2 separate regions of the Homo sapiens genome follow, and region 2 is linked to region 1. The links are chromatin contacts, found by Hi-C or POLR2A ChIA-PET in ENCODE. All regions are on one chromosome and are shown on one strand. Each heading gives the region's core, a stretch centred on a gene start or an enhancer-like site at or near the end of the contact. The rest is flanking DNA. Distances are from core to core; before and after follow the strand shown.

The links. Hi-C counts contacts between places; a loop is a spot of excess contacts on that map. ChIA-PET counts read pairs that join two places held with the same protein, here RNA polymerase II (POLR2A). Pooled maps may share reads with other maps.
Region 2: a map of gastrocnemius medialis shows a loop between it and region 1 (7-fold over the local background). The contact joins two enhancer-like sites. A Hi-C loop is called at or near these places in 4 of 168 maps with a recorded cell type or tissue (breast epithelium, gastrocnemius medialis, lower leg skin and 1 more) and 3 of 50 pooled maps. POLR2A ChIA-PET finds 5 or more read pairs at or near these places in 3 of 52 experiments (K562, SK-N-SH and WTC11).

What each region holds. Positions count from the first base shown.
Region 1 is chr19:5,084,256-5,089,113 of GRCh38, reverse strand. All of the region lies in intron 9 of KDM4B (lysine demethylase 4B), which reads right to left. Among named protein-coding and RNA genes, the nearest start is that of PTPRS-AS1, 91 kb to the left of the region's middle. RefSeq lists a silencer at 1,542-1,836. Within about 2 kb of position 2,158, at least 3 of the 41 ENCODE cell types and tissues checked have a DNase peak (open chromatin) inside an H3K27ac peak, as active enhancers do.
Region 2 is chr19:5,046,500-5,051,601 of GRCh38, reverse strand. It overlaps KDM4B (lysine demethylase 4B), which reads right to left. Exons shown (of 23, transcript NM_015015.3): 6 at 3,933-4,126. Among named protein-coding and RNA genes, the nearest start is that of KDM4B, 80 kb to the right of the region's middle. RefSeq lists enhancers at 2,089-2,691, 4,185-4,988. Within about 2 kb of position 3,186, at least 9 of the 41 ENCODE cell types and tissues checked have a DNase peak (open chromatin) inside an H3K27ac peak, as active enhancers do.

The DNA.
Region 1 (4,858 bases), core at 909-3,408:
TCGCCATCAAAGGTAGAGCATTTTCATCCTCCAAAGAAAACCCGTCCCCATCCGTTGTCACCCTCCAGCCCCCACACCCAAGCATCCCTTCCTGCCTCTGAGCACTGGCTTGTCCCGGACATTTCATAGAAATGGGGTCTCGCACGGTGTAGCCTCTGGGTCTGGCTTCTCTCACTGAGCGGGGTGTCCTCAGGGTTCACCCACGCTGGGCCTTGCTCCTTCTCATGGCTGAGCGGATGGCAGAGATGGTAAGGTCAGCTCCCACTTCTCTTTGTTTACCGTATTCCCCAGTTTCCAACAATGCACATTCTTCCTTCTGTATCTGCCCCAAGGGATGTGCGGATGAAGCTGGCAGGGGCGTCCTGCTCCTCTGCCTCTTGAGGATGTCAAAATCTCCCACTGTCATCCTGCCCCTATAACCACAACCTGCTCTTTTGCGGGGGGGGGGAGGGGGGGGGCCTGGCCTGTCCCCTGCAGCCTCAGGGGCCCCCTCAGGGACTCCGGTGGTCTCTGCTCAGCCCTGGCCCACAGATGAACGGCCTAGGTTTTGATTAATTATGGAAAAGCCTGCCTACTTATCACGGGTGGAGCTGTGGGCAGGGGCAACCTCCCCCCCATCGACCTCTGCTCTAGATGGAAGTCGAACCCAGCGCTCTGCTCAGCTCTAGGGGCCAGGGGAGTGAGGGTTTGTATCCGTGGTGTCCGAGTGATATGGCCTGCGTGGTCCAGGAATCACGGGGGGAGTTGGAGACAAAGCCCGGGCCGCATTTTTACACTCACCTCCCTTTGATCAGAGCGAGTTTTTGCAGGAGCCGCTAAGAGCTGGATGTGAGCGCATCTGGCTGATGGAACCGTGCTCCAGAGGAAGCTAAGCCGCCGACTCCCTGCCCCTGCAGGTGTGGACGGTCACCCTGAAAACGATGGGCCCTTGGGGGCCCTCAGATGCTCGGGCCTACCCGAGTCGGGGGGCACATCCCGCCCACGAGGAAACAGGCTCCCTCCTGCTCTCCGGCAGGCAGTGAACACAAGGAATGGGCTTCTCTCCCCACAGGTGGGCGTGAAGAGCAGGTTGGATAAGAACTTCTAGTTTCTGAGGGGAAAGCAACCTCCTGCCTGGCATTTAGCTCCCGAAAGACGTGAGATTCCTACACAGGAGACTTAAACCTGTGCTGCCCGGTGCCCTCACTCCCCAAACCCTCCGAACAGCCCAGCCCCCGTCCAGAGACTCGAGTGCAGTGAATGAAATCCCAGCCCCAAAGCCAGGGTCCATCCTCAAGGTGGGAGTCTGTCAGGCAAGGCAGAGAGTTTCATGGCTCTGAGATACTTAACACCTGTGTGCTTAAGAAACGTCGCACACCGAGGCTGCAGACCGCTGCAGAGCTCAGCCGCCTTAAGTTGGGAAAAAGTGGCACAGAGATGAGCAGCTCAAATGGAATACTCAGAGATGGGGGCCCTCAGCAGGAGAGGGGAGATGCTGGGAAACCTGGGCCTAGAAGGCCACACCAGCAGGGGAGTCAAAAATGACACTGGCACTACCTACCCCACCCCCCAGAAAGAGATGACTGACCTCGGAAGTGGCCCTGGGCAGCAGCTCTCACTGGGGCCAATCCTGCCTCCAAGGGACGCTGCAGGTGATGTCTGGGGACCTCTGTGGTTGTCACCACTGGGGTCCAAAGGTCACCAGCCCCGAGGGGAGCAGGTCCATGACACCAGGTTTCATAGGGGATGAGCAGGAGTGGAGAGCCGGGGGTGGGGACACAGCCGTACCTCCCCCACACAGACACACAGGGCCACCAGGCCTCCTCCTGCCCCGAGGGGCAATGACTATGTCACTGGCTGCACAGACAGGTGGCAAGGGTGAATGCCCACAGACCAGCTAGAAAGGAAAGACACCCACGGGAATAAATCCCACCCCCTCCTTGACAATGGCCTCCGTGTGCCCACGGCATTCTGCTGATGGGGAGTGAATGAGGCCGTGTTTAGGCCACAAGTGCCGGCCTGGGCTGCTCCATCCCACCTGTGAGCTCAGGCAGGCGCCAGCCCTGCTCTGCAGAAGACGGGAGGGGAGAGCCCCAGGCTGCCTCCTGTGTGTGCGCGCAGGGCCCTGGAAGCTCCACCCGGAGGCTCTGGTCCAAGGCTGTGTAAGTAGGTAAGCCACCTGCTGCAGGGAGATCGTATTTCTCTGGGATTTTACAGCCGGGGGAACCTTGGAGAGCTCTGCCCTGTGGGGGCAGACCTGGGCTGAGGGCTGGGCCTCCTGCCTGCCATGGGGCAGCCAGGGATGCTCCGCAGGCAGGTGGCAGCACATCTGTGGCAGTGGTCTGGCCTGCTCACGGCTGTAGCTGCTGCAGGCCCATCCGGAACTCCAGAGGGAGCTGCACTGGCTCGAGGTGTGGTGAGGCGGTGGGGGCCAACCTGCTTTCGGAGCAGCCCCTCTGCCCACAGAGGCCCTGGGGGCTGGGGGGGGGAGGAGGTGGCTGTCCTGCGAGCTGTGCAACCCCGCTGGCATCTGTAGACGGGGAGACAGGCTTCCCCTGCAAGGGCCAGGCAGCACACGCCTCTTGGCTTTTCGGAACTACTCAACTCCGCGGGGCGAAGCAGACGCAGACGCCACCTCCATGCCAGAGTGTGGCTCTGTGCACAGGCTGCTCATTTGTGGGTGAGATTTCAGTTTCGTCCGGCTGTCACAGGTCACACATCCTTTTAATTGCCCTCCTCCCACAACCCTGTGAAGACGTAAACCCCCTGCTCAGTTTGCAGACGGCACAGCGTCGGCCTACCAGATCCGAGCCCTAGCTTGCCAACCCGTGAACACAGACACCCAAAATTCACAGGGCCCGGCCAGGGCAGGAGGGTGGCTTTTCACCTGTCAGCTCCTGAGCACAAAAATGACAGAAAGGGGACAACGGGGTGGGGGGGGGCAGGGGTCCCTAGCGGTCAAGGAAGGTGAACAGCCAACAAGCAAAAATGTCTCTAAGCAAATCGAGGGGGTGGAAAGCCTCCTCTTTGGCTCTCTTCTGAAGAATGTGCTCAAAACAAAGTGGCCCGAAACGCAAATGGGACAGGGGAGCTGGGCCGGCCAGAGGGACACCAGAAAAGGGGGGTTCTGGGCTGCCCCTTCTCTCCAATCTGGCTGCACACAAGATCTGAACAAGGCCCGAGCCCCACCTGACCTGGGCCGTTTCCCTGCCTTCTAACACTCCTCTGTCATCTGTGCGGCGAGATGCTCTAACAGACTCTCCAGCCTGGGCTGCTTATGGGAGAGAAAACCCTGCCAGAGTCAGGGGCCGGCTGCCCCGCCAAGAAGCCTGAGAGCCACCGACCCCCCCGACGGCCACAGAGGCCTTGTGGCTAATGACACTCCCTGCGTAAGGCCCTCGCCGCCCAGGCCAGGCCTGACTACACCAGGGGTGCCTGAGCAGGGGCTGGGACAGCGGGGCTGGGGGGTCCAGGAGGAAGCCCAGGCCCTGGGCGCCTGCCTGGAACCCCTGGTGTGTTTCGAGCGCTGCACGCCACTTGCTACGCCGCCTGACAATGGAAGCGTGGAGCCCAATCTAAGTCTGCACTTCCCAAATGCCAACTTGTTTGTGAACACATGGCTGAACCCCAAATTGCTTTTAATATCTGGGCAGTCCCCACCGCCCCGCTGCAGTTTCAGCTCCGACAGCACCTCCAGGACAAGCCCGAGGCCTGGGGCTTACAGCTCAATCTGCTGCTGGGCTGGTCACAACACCCGTGGTGTCCTCACGGCAGCACAAACACACAGACACATGCCCTTTCAACACAGCAACAGCCCTGAGATACTTAACTACTCCTTTAGATCAAAAAGCTGAAATCCCAACTTCTGGATCTCTCTTCCTTTAGCTAAGCCCAGAGTCTTCACTAGAGACATTCGAGACTTTCTGAACTGAGTCCTGGGGGCATCTCTCAAGCCTTCCCTGCTGTAGACCCCTGTTCTTTTTCTAAACTGGATTGAAGGCAGAGAAACAGCCAGAAAAATAAAGGTTAGCTCATTCGTCCAGACCGGCGTGGCCAGGAGAGATGTCACACAGGCCACCTATGCTGCCTCCATTTTCCCAGTAGCCAGGAGAAAAAAGCAAAAAGAGGTGGTGTGCTGTGGTGGCTCGCGCCTGTAATCCCAGCACTTTTCGAGGCCGAGGTGGGTGGATCACTTGAGCCCAGGAGTTCCAGACCAGCCTGGCCAACATATTAAGACCCTGTCTCTATAAAAGGGTGGGCCGGGGCGGCGGGCGGGGGAGGGTGGGTAAAATGAAACAGGTGAAATTCATTTTTTTTCTTTGAGACGGGTCCTCACTCTGTTGCCCAGGCTCGAGTGCAGTGGTGCAATCATAGCTCAGGGATGCCTTGACCTCCTGGGCTCAAGAGATCCTCCCGCCTCAGCCTCCCAAAGGGCTGAGATTATAGGCGTGAAGCCATCATGTCCGGCCAAAATCCATCTTAATTATACATACATATATAATTTATATATATAAATTATGTTATATATATAATTTATATAATTTATATTTATATATAATACATATAATTTATATAATTTATATATTATATATAATATATAAATAACATATATAATTTATATTTATATATAATATATAAATTATAACATATATAATTTATATTTATATATAATATATAAATTATTATAACATATATAATTTATATTTATATATATAAATTATGTAATTTATATAATTTATTTTATATAAATATACAATATATAAATTATATACAATATATAAATTACATACAATATATAAATTATATACAATATATAAATTATACATAATATATAAATTATATATAACATATAAATTACATATATAATATATAAATACGT
Region 2 (5,102 bases), core at 1,937-4,436, 39 kb after region 1:
AGGGCCTTCCTCTCGCCGCCTTGGAGCCAGTGCAAGCAGCTGACCATGTCCCATCAGCTCACGACGTCCTCGGGAGTCCCTGCAGCCCCAGGAACATGCTGATCCCCCATCTGGCTTCCCTGCTGCAGTGAGAGCCAAAGCTTCTGCTCTTGGCGGTGGCCCACAGTCCCCTAAACACCCCAACACTGCCCTGCAGGGTGTCTGATGGGTTGGGGGCAAAAGGGGACCCGAAGCCTCGGCCAGGTCCCAGCCCGGCACATGGGTGCACAGGACTGAACAGTGGGCACTTTCCCAGGCAGCGTGGGCCAGGGCCCTCGAGGGGGGATGGCCACTCCACTCTCTTCTTTGGGGTGCACAGCACAATCCGAATGACCCAGAAGTGCCCTGGGACCAGCAACTCTCTCAGGGCTGGCCGAGACCCAACATCCTCCCACCCCGGCCTGGAACTCTCTTCTAGGGGCATGTGGCATGTGATGCTGCTGGCGACACTGCGCTCAGCCTCGTGGCGACGCCTGTGTTTCGTGCCTGGCCCGGGCGGCTCAGGAGGGTGGGCCCTGCAGGGGCTGCCACAGGTGCAGGTTGGGGAGGGGATGCCTGGAGGGGAACAGCCGCAGGACCGGCCTTGGAGGGTCAGCTCGGCTAAACCACCCCCACCCCAGGTTCCAGGAGGGTCTTTTTATTTATTTATTTTTTATTTATTTTGAGACGGAGTCTCACTCTGTCGCCCAGGCTGGAGTGCAGGGGTGTGATCTCCGCTCACTGCAAGCTCCGCCTCCTGGGTTCACACCATTCTCCTGCCTCAGCCTCCCGAGTAGCTGGGATTATAGGCACCTGCCACCACACCCGGCTCATTTTTTGTATTTTTAGTAGAGACGGGGTTTCACCGTGTTAGCCAAGATGGTCTCGATTTCCTGACCTCATGATCCAACCGCCTCAGCCTCCCAAAGTGCTGGGATTACAGGCGCAAACCACCGCGCCTGGCCCCAGGAGAGTCTTGATCTATGGCAAGGAGTGTGGCCTGGGACAGTGGCTTCTATGGGGCACAGCCTTCAGGACACCGACCCCAGGCCACCACCCCACCCAGGAAGACCCTGGAATACAGGGTCAAGTGGAAAGCTCGGACCCTCCCCACACCCACCTGCACTCCGGCCCCCCCGGCCTGGGTGACAGAAGGGGCTGCGGGAAGTTGGCGGGGGGAAGTTGCAGGTGCTGGCTCTGGTTTCAATCCGCATTGCCAAAGAGATTTTGAGGCGCTCAGTCTCTTCAGATATTCTTAGCCCCGCTGCCTGAGAGCACCACAGAAGCCAGCCTTTTGAAGCATGTTTCTGCCTGTTATTGACACCAGGCTGTTCACGTCACTTTGACACACAAATCAAGCTACCAAAGTAGCAACAGACCCAGAAAGCTTTAATAAAATGCTGTAAACCTGAGTACATTGACACTTTCTTTAAAATCCCACTGGAATACTCTGAAATGGTTGCAATTAAGCGGCTGCAGATGCAAGCGGAACAGTGTAATGAGGGAGACAGACGGGGCGCAGCCTTGGTGATCTCTTGGCTGGGAGCCCTACCTACCCCAAGGGCCCGAGGAAGGGAGAGGGGGGAAGCATCTCCCAGGGGCCTGAGTAGCTTCCTGAACCCCAGCCCAGGGACCAGAGGCCAGACACTCTTTCCAGTTACCTTGTCCCCACCCCCCTGCAAGTTGGGAGGGCAGCCTGGAGGGGTAGTCAGCTCCCACAGCACACAGTGAGGATCCAAGAGGCTCCGGCAAGTCACCAAGCCTCTCTGTGCCAGGCCCCTGCTGGGAGCTGGGACACGGGGTGACCAGGGCCCCTACCATCTGCTGGGGAGGACTGATAGCCCGTAGTAGACGTTGGCTAATGCTGGGGTCACCTGGTCTATGCCTGTCGCAGGCATGGGGTGTCGTGGGAACATCTGGGGCCCCGCCTCAGCCCTGGTGAGAGAGCAGGGAAGGGGCCCTGCGTGCTAAGCAGGCTGAGCTGACTGTGGGGGCGAGTGGGGAGCTCTGGGGGGTTGAGGGCATGCCCTGCAGCTAGAGCCTACACTGTGGCTCCTCTCAGGCCCCTCATGCCAGGCCCCACCCCTGCCATCCCCACCCCTTCCTGGGCAAAAACCAAGACCAAGGTCAGGGCGCTTCCGGAATTCCCTTCCCGAAAGAACTGTTGCCTACTCAACGCTGCCCCGCCCCAGCTGTCTCCCCTGAGCCATCTCCCACGACGGGTCATGGGGAAGGGTAGACATGGGAGTGGCAGCTGGACGCCTGCGGCACCAGGCGAAGCAGAGGAGGGGTGCAGTGAGGGGCATTCGGGGAGAGGTGCGGGATGCCCTCAGAGGCTGCGTCCTGGATGAACCAGCTCAGGAGAGGCCCTCGGCTCCTGGCGCATCCCTGTCAGTCCCTCCGACGGCCTGTGGCCGGGCCCCACTGCCGCCTCCAGGGAGCCACTGTCGCCTCCTCCCGCAGAGGCCCCTCTGACCTAGCAGCAGGCACCCCCGGCCCTGGCATCTGACCCATAGCAGCCCCAGCCCCAGGGTCTCCCCCAGCCCAGGCTCCCACGACAGCCAGCAACCCCCGGGGCCCCTCACAGGAGACCGAGCTGCTGGCACTGCAGTCCTTGGCACTGAAGTCCTCACGTCTGACTCACTGGCTGGTCCCCCACCTCCCATGTCCCTGACCCCCCTGCTTCTGTCTGGCTGGGCCTCCTTGCCGGCTGCTCGCCACTTCCCGCCCCACAGGGGCTCTCTGCACAGGGCAGACGGTCCCTATGGAGGCACAAACCCGGTCACACCATGGGCGTCCCGCTGCCCACGCACCCCTGGGAGGCCACGCTTTGCCCCAAGTCACACGGGGTCCTCTACAGGGCCTTTCCCTTGGGCTCCATCTGCGCTTCGGACGCAGGTGAGGATGCGCACAGCTCGCCCCTTCCTGCTCATTGTGCTTTTTTTTAACGAAGAGGTACAGCATTCTCCCCCGCCCCCCCCTCTCCCCGCTTACAACTCCAACCCAGGGAAGGGCCAGGCAAGGCGGAGCTCCCACGCCCTCCAGGCAAAGGCTCCGTCCTCCTCCAGCGCGAGGACGGCCTGGGAAGATTCCAGGCATGAGCGCGGCCCCGGGAAGGGCGGGAGCGCCACCTAGCGGCCCTTGGAGGACAGTGCAGGGCAGCCCCGCGGAGCACCCAGCAGGTTCCGCAGTCACAAGCAGAGCCCGGTGACACAGGGGCACACACACGCATGCATACTCACACTCACTCACGTGCGCACTCACATGCGCGCGCACACGTGCACATTCACACACACCCCCACACGGCCTCGCTGCGACGTGCACAGGGAGCCAGGAGAAGGTCCTGGAACTCAGCCCGCCACAGCAGCGCCCACGCTGCACCCGGCACCTCCCGGGCAGGGGCAGGTCCACCACACTGCACACAGGCCTGCAGCGCCACGCCCTGCCCTCCTAACTGTAGGGCCTGGCCCAGACGTGCCAGGGCGGAGACTGCGAGGGAGCGGCTGCAGGGTCATCCTGGCCAGGCCCCTCTGGGCAGCATGGACAGTGTCCCTTCACCAGGAACGTCTCCACTTGGCTGTGAGGCAGCACAGCCTGGGCAGCTCAGGAGGCTCAAGACCACGCTCCTGGCCATGGGGACACCTGGGGCCGCTCACAGCTCAATGGGGGGCACTCCGGGGTACAAAGCGCAAGCTCTAGGGGCCTGGGAGCTTCGGCTCTGGGGGTGCACATCCCCCACCCCAAAGCTGGTGGGTGACCCCAGGCGGTCCGGAAGATCTCCAGCCGTCATAGGCCGACCTTTGCGGCCTCACCTGGTGGGGCCCCTGCCACGGCGCCCAGCCGTGTACCCGGGATTGACTCCCTCCCGAGGGGCTCTCGGTCCGGCCGGCGGCAGGGCCAGTGCAGACACTCACCAGGACTTAGGCTCCCCAAAGTGCAGGTAGTTGATGCTGTACAGGTCCATGTCCTCGGTGTGCCAGGCGAAGGTGGTCTTCCACATGCCGAAGTACAGGTAGGGCGTGTTCACGCCCTCGATGATGGTGCCGCACTCGCGCTCCACCATGTCCAGGATGGTCCGGAGGCTCCCGATGTTCCACTGGGCCACGTCCTGTGGGGCGGCAGAGCAGCGTCGGCAACCGCCCGGCCACCCCCAGAACCTGCGAGCCCTGGGGTGCAGGCTAATTCTCCCCAGAGTCCCAGGGGTCGCTGCCCATCCTCCTCCACCCCAGTATCTGCGGCCCCCCCAGGGGCCGGTCATACCCTGCAGACCAGGGGCTGGTCTTAACCTGTGTGAGATTCTTGCCCAGGCTGGAGTGCAGTGGCAGAATCATAGCTCACTGCAGCCTCAACCTCCCAGGCTCAGGTAATCCTCCAGCCTCAGTCTCCTGAGTACCTGGGACTATAGGCTATAGGCGTGAGAAACCACACCTGGCTAATTTTTACTTTTTTCTGTGTAGAGATGAAGTCTCACTCTGTTGCCCAGGCTGGTCTCGAACTCCTGGGCTCAATGGTCCCTCCCACTTTGGCCCCTCCAAGCGCTGGGGCTGCAGGCATGAGCCGCCATACCCAGCCCAGACACCTTTTCTGAAGGGCTCACCGCCAGCTTGGCCCTTCCAGGAAGGGCCCCATCGCACATGCCAGCGTGCACCAGGCAGGCAGGGCCTGTCAGATTCCACTGAGCTGCGTGCTTCCTGCTGGGTGGAGGCCTTGTTGTGAAGCCTGCAGTTTGGGAGTGCATAATTAACACGCCTCTAAGTCAATGACACGGAAGGAGAAAAACAGTCACCACTTGGGGCTAACCCAGCGATGGTACCGGAGCCAAGGCCCAGTGACAGCCCTTCCACAGCTTCTGACCGAGGAGACGAAGACAGTTTTCAGAACTAGGCAAACAAGGACGGAATCCCCACCCACCAGGCACATCTATTCTTAATGCCACAAGCAAACAAACCCCGTCCTGTCCCAAGAGCTCATAAAATACACATTAGTCACTGCAGTCCCCGGAGAGGCTCATGGCCTGCTGAGAGGCCGAGAGGAGCCCAGACACACATGAACGTGAGCTGCTCTCACAGCCTGAATCCACCCCC